Linked DNA regions of Homo sapiens: region 2 is linked to region 1. Evidence: chromatin contacts called from ENCODE Hi-C data. All regions are on one chromosome and are shown on one strand. Each heading gives the region's core, a stretch centred on a gene start or an enhancer-like site at or near the end of the contact. The rest is flanking DNA. Distances are from core to core; before and after follow the strand shown. Region 1 overlaps LOC105375199 (a long non-coding RNA gene). Region 2 overlaps JAZF1 (JAZF zinc finger 1).

Region 1 (3,104 bases), core at 404-2,903:
AAGATTTGACTGCATTTTGACTGTGACCCATCACATGAGGTTAGGTGTGGAATTTTCCACTTGTGGCATTGTGTCAGCATTCAAAAAATGTCAGATTTTCAGACTAGGGATACTCGACCTGTACACACAAAAAAACCTTATTTTGATGTATGTATTCTTGCAGATCACCTCAAGTCTTTGGGAGAAGGTGCAGAATAAATAAATATAAATAACATTGAACCAACAGCAGTTTCTGAGTGTGGACTGAATTACCACAGGGTGTGCAAGGGGAGTGTGTCCACCGTTTTGTAGCTTAGCATGGTTTCTGGAACTTAGTTCATGTTCAACACATGTTAGTAGTAGTAGTAGCAGTAGTTGTTGTTATTAGTATTATTATTATAACTACATGAACCGGGCATTTTAAAATTTATTTCAATATTTAATTTAGAGAAGTACATGTATATATATTTTGGAGACAGAGTCTCACTGTATCTCGAGTCTGGAGTGCAGTGGCATGATCTCACTCAGCTCACTGCAACCTCCACCTCCCAGGTTCAAGCAATTCTCGTTCCTCAGCTACCCAAGTAGATGGGACTACACGCACCCACCACCACGCCTGGCTAATTTTTTTATTTTTAGTAGAGACAGGGTCTCACCATATTGGCCAGACTGGTCTCGAACTCCTGACCTCAAGTGATCTGCCCGCCTCAGCCTCCCAAAGTGTTAGGATTACAGGCGTGAGCCACTGTGCCCGGCCCTTGGCAAGGCTATGTTAAAACAAAGGATGTTATGGGTTACCTAATAACTTGACATAGTGTATTTTTTTGTTTTGTTTTGTTTTGTTTTTGTTTTTGTTTTTGTTTTGAGACTGAGTTTTACTCTTGTCGCCCAGGCTGGAGTGCAATGGTGTGATCTTGGCTCACTGCAACCTCTGCCTCCTGGGGCCAACCAATTCTCCTGCCTCAGCCTCCGAGTAGCTGGGATTACAGGTGTGCGCCACAACGGCCAGCTAATTTTTGTATTTTTAGTAGAGACGGGGTTACACCATATTGGCCAGGCTGGTCTCAAACTCCTGACCTCAGGTGATCCATCCGCCTTGGCTTCCCAGAGTGCTGGGATTACAGGCATGAACCACCGTGCCCAGCCCATAGTGGTAATTTCTTAATGCCTTTGTGGAACCAGCTCAGTGGTTGGGACACTTTTACAGGTGAGTGGGCTTTGAAGCATAAGGCTCTTCAGGGCAAGTCCCTTAGGAGCAGCCTTATAAAGACGTAAGGCAATGCTGACCTCTCTCGTGGCATGGGTCTCCCCTCTGGGCAGCAGCCCCTGCTGATGGCGGGGATAGTTCAGAAGGAATTTGGTGGCCGGGAACGTCCTCTGTGCTGAGCGCACCCTCTAGTCCTTTGCCATGCAGCTGTGGCGATTTGCGTAGCCTGTGCTATTTATAACTGCATATTTGCTCAGAAAGAACCATCTCATTTTCTGACTGCAGCTGCCCACACGGGTCTGGCCGCCGCTGGGGTTTTCCAGCAGGCCACCACGCCGCCACATCACTTGAGAGCATCTTCCGTGGGTTCTGCCTCGTTCTCCTGCCCTCATGACGTTCTGTGGTTTCACTTTGGCTCACTCATTCATCTCACAGCCATGCATTGAGCACCTACTATGGGCCAGACACTATCCAAGGCCCTCAGAAAACTGAGTGAGACACATGTGCTGCAAATCCCTCCCTCAAGTAGCTTGCAGGCTATGAGGAAGACTGATAGGCAATTTACTGTGCAGGTTCTTAGCCTTTGGTGTTAGTTTCTACCTTCTCTTCCTCTGTTTTCAAACCAGATCCTTGGCGGGAACCTGCCATGCCGCAAGCTTGTTTTTGTCTTTCCATTCACTGTCAAACTCTACCACGTGATTGCACCCACTCATTAAATGCCCTGCAGCCTGGCTTCCTGCCTAGATCACCAGTCACTCATACCGGCTACCCTCCCTTTACCCTCACGTTTCAGTTCTCTTTTGACTGTGAAGACCTAGTGTTGGACCCAGTGGAACACCTGTGTGTCTCCGCACGTGGCGCCCGCGCTGGCTAGCCTCACTCCTTTGCTCTGCTCCCTCTGACATGGGTTCTGTCACCTCCTCTTCCCTTGGGACCCAGGAGCCCTGACTTCAACCTGATCTTCCTTCTCTCCAGTTCCCAAACCCAGCCAGTCCCAGGCCGTCGTGTTCCCTCCCATCTCTGGAGGACTCATTTGGCAAGTGTCATGATTTACCTTGTGGTTTATCAAGGGGTACTGTTGATTGGTAGTTATTTTTGTCATCTCATAATTTGAGTTTTCATGCAGATTGTGAATGGTCCTTGTTCACAGAGCTAATAAGCAGTCCCTTCTGGCTGAATCTGCTGAGGACTGGCAATAGATATTTTCCCTTCTCTTTAGCTAGTTAGCTAGTGTGCCAGGCCTGGCCTGTGAGGCCATTCCTTCCCAGCTGTGCTGTGTAATGCAGGAGGCTGGCCCTTGTGGGCTATTTCTTAGGATCCGGTGTCAGCTGCTTTCTGGCTGGGTTTGGCCAATGGAAGGCACCAATGGGAACTGCATGGTGAGAAGAAGAGAGAAGCCACAATGTTTCTCCTTGCCCTTCCCTGTCTTGAATGGCATCTACAGCTCCAGCTCCTACCAATCAGGCCCCTGTGGTTCCAGCTTCTGCAGGGTGACCTGGCTTCTTCTGGCTTCTGGTAACACTGCTTCCTCCTTTGATCCTCCACTTTAGGGGCAGTATAGCTTCCTGTCCCTGCTCATCTCTGGGTTATGTCACCGTCTCCTAGTAACTGCTCAGCTTTGTTGTCTCCTGAGCAACCAAAATACTCAGAGTGGTTTCTGTTCCCTGGCTAGATTATGGCAGACATGGTTATTCCTGCCTTCTTCCCTTCCTTCCCTCTCTTCTTCCCTTGTTCCCTCCCTTTTTCCTTCCTTCCTTCCAATTAGTTATTTATTGCTGCATAACAAATTACTCTAAAACCTAGGCAATAAGCATTTAAGAGCTCACAGGTCCTGTAAGTAAGGAATCTGGGCACAGCCTAGCTGGGCACCTCTGGCTCAAGTTGTCTCATGCAGTCAAGCTGTTGGTAAGGGTTTTGG
Region 2 (3,104 bases), core at 258-2,757, 2.2 Mb before region 1:
GGAAGAGGGACTTAGTGGGCACACCTAGCTGTGGGGGTGCTGAGGAGATCAGTCTGCAGCTGGGCAGCCATTTGCCCAGCAGACACTCTGGAGGTTCTGCTATTAAAAGGAAGGAGAGAGGAGATTGAGTTACATTGAGCAGACCACCACAGGGGCTGTGTGCATGCACATGTATGTATGCTTTCAGAATCCACTGTGGTTGGTTGAAGGATATCGAAGGTCATCTTAATGGATATTGAAGACTGTCTTTATTTATACGTAGTATGGAGTCCGGTATAAACAAATATGGGAAATGTAGCATATGATGGAAGAGAAGGTATTTATCTGCCCTTTGATTCATGCATTCATTCAATGACTGTCTCATAAGAATGATTTCCCCCCTTGCTTGGTAGTGTTCTAGTTCTAGGATCTGAATTTAAATTTCTTGGTGACGTACTCTTGCTTATAGAGCAGTGGTCTCCAAGAGTGGTCTCTGGACAAGCAGCAGCAGTATTTTCTGGATTATTGTATTAGATGTGCAGATTCTCAACACTGTGTCCTCTTGCCCCACACCTACGAAATCAGAAACTATGGGGCTGAGACCCAGCAATTTGTGTTTCAACAAATTCCCAGGTAATTTCAATACACTCTTGGGAACCTCTGCTGTAGAAGATGTAGCGTTAATTCATAACTATAATGAGCGAATGGTCTTCTCTCTTCACTGAATGAACATTTTGTGCTTTCTGGGGAATCAACAAACATTTTCTCCACTTACCTAAACTTCTTATCAATAGTCTCTTGTACTCAGAAAATGTACACAAGTCAAAATAGACAAATCATATTTTGGCTCCACATTTATTCTAGCAGACAGTGGCAGACTCTGCCAAAGCCACGAAGTGACTCCCCATGCAATTGGCCAGGTGACCACCACCACCACACAGAGCAATCTCAGTCCTTGACTGGTTCCTCTGTGTGAAAAGGGGCCTCTACAGCCTTGACCCAGTGACTTTCAGATTCTGAGGAAAACAGACGCTTGATGCCTGTCCAAAGTAAACAGAGCCAAGAGAACCTTTCACAAGCCTGGTTAAGGATCGATGGTTCCACCCAAATGATTTAGATGATTTGGTGTTTAAGTATGTTGTTGCATAACTCTTGGCAGCCAGAGATACCAGTGTGCTGGAGTGAGTGGCAATTTGGATTGAATGAATAAGGTATCTATCAAGGGTGTATGTATATGTACATACCAGCTACTGTGATTTGGACATTACCTACATTAGCTTATGTAACCTCATAGACACCTTATCAGGTAGGTACCCTTATACCCTTAAGATAATTTTCCAGATCAAAAAGCAGAGGCATTGTGAGGTTAATTTGCACAAGATCATCTTCCCAGGAAGAAGCAGGGTTAGAATTTGGACCCAGGTATTTGGTTCCTATACTTCCCATGTGCGCGTGCACACACACACAGACACACACATACATTCTGTGCTGTCACAGCCTAGATGTGGTTGTTTCTCTTGGTCTCTTCTGCATGGGTCATTTCTTGTATGATAATTCTGAATTTAGGTGGAGGTTGTAGTTGCTGAATGGGCATGGGTGGCCAGGCCCTCCATACTGTGTTCAGTACCTTTGATGATTAACTCTGAAAGGGAAGAAAGGATTACTTAGTGCAGGCCAGAGAGCTGTAAAAGGTTCCTAAATTACTCATTTCCCCTCTGAATTTCTCCTCTTGCCTCGAAAACTAAAACACACTTTATAGGGGAAGAATGAAGACCGTATAACTCTGTGGCAGCACAGTTTGGTAATTAATGGACTTGTGCCTCTATCAGAAGAGTGATGTATTATTCCAGAGCCCTGTAGAATGAGTTAAACTGAGAGTGAATTATTTGGTTTGACTGATGTGTACAGTAACTGAAGATAGTTTATTAGTGGGCCAGGTTTTAATCTTCTCTCAAAATGAGTTCTCCTCATATTCTGCACAACTGCCCAGTCTCTTTCATGCCCTGAAATTGAGTAAAAGGAGAAGGTGCTAAAATGGTTGAAACAAGAAGTGAAACCTTCTGTTTCATCATATGTTCCAGAAAATATACAGTGTGTTTTTACTGCAGCCTCCTTTCCATCCCCCCTCCCAATCATTTTCATTAGTGACTGATGTGATTGCAGAGTGGTTTGGTGGGGAAAAGTACTTGCAACCAAATTTAGTAAACCGCAAGCCAATTTTATTTTTAGTTTTAGTGAGCAAGGGCAGATAGCAATTGCAAATATCTTACTGTATCTACTTCTAAGCTTTTACTTTTCTTTTTTTTTAATGTTTTGCCTTTTTCTCTCCCTAGTATGTTTTGTCTATTTTGAATATAATTGTTTTTAGGAGAAAAGGCCATTTTTTCCTTCTATCATTGAGAGCCCCCTTTTTTTTTCAATATTGTAGGCATCATCTTAGTAGGAAATAGAATATATTTATAATCAATGATGTTACAGAAATTTTGAAACTGAGAAATTAAGTACCATAATTAATAAAAGGTAGGAATAGGGAATCATAAATAATTATTTAGTATTAATTGTCAGCAGCAGCCTAAGGTTGCTCAGTGATAGATTAATAAGATCAAGCAGAAAAATAAAGGATCCCATTGGCCAGAGAATGTGAGTGGAATTCCTTTTTCACCTGTATGGCACAATGGTTGGCATTCAAGAGACATTCAGTAAATGTGGTTTGGTTAGTTAGTTGGTTGATTGTTGAATAAATGTTTGAGTCCTGCACTCACTCCAGAACATCAGACTATTGGATATGAGGTTAAGTTTGACCAGAGGATCTTGAAGAGGCTGTATAATGATCATATCTTAAGTACTAGAAGAGTCATTAGTGGTCTCAAACCCATCTGCTCTACCCATTGGAGACTTCTGTAGGGACCCTGACAGTGGCCCTCTGCCATGCTTGAACATTGTGATCACTAAGGGCTTATTTCACATCAGCTTATTTCAGGTCTATTCTGTTGCTGGACAGCTTAGATTATGGGATCAACTTGTGGGATTGTAGCAAAAGCTCATCTGCGCTTTGCAGATTCTTTCTTAAATAGTCATATAAGCCAGTTACCCTCATGGGTTGGGATGGGAGGGGGTCAGTCAAG

Evidence for each region. A loop is a pair of places that touch in the nucleus more often than their neighbours do. Pooled maps may share reads with other maps.
Region 2: a map with no recorded cell type shows a loop between it and region 1 (13-fold over the local background). The contact joins two enhancer-like sites. A Hi-C loop is called at or near these places in 3 of 37 single-sample maps with no recorded cell type and 5 of 50 pooled maps.

Annotation. Positions count from the first base shown.
Region 1 is chr7:25,967,165-25,970,268 of GRCh38, reverse strand. The region is part of intron 6 of LOC105375199 (a long non-coding RNA gene); the gene reads left to right. Among named protein-coding and RNA genes, the nearest start is that of MIR148A, 19 kb to the right of the region's middle. RefSeq lists enhancers at 1,272-1,711, 2,162-2,221. Within about 2 kb of position 1,653, at least 5 of the 41 ENCODE cell types and tissues checked have a DNase peak (open chromatin) inside an H3K27ac peak, as active enhancers do.
Region 2 is chr7:28,154,122-28,157,225 of GRCh38, reverse strand. The region is part of intron 1 of JAZF1 (JAZF zinc finger 1); the gene reads left to right. Among named protein-coding and RNA genes, the nearest start is that of JAZF1-AS1, 25 kb to the left of the region's middle. Within about 2 kb of position 1,507, at least 3 of the 41 ENCODE cell types and tissues checked have a DNase peak (open chromatin) inside an H3K27ac peak, as active enhancers do.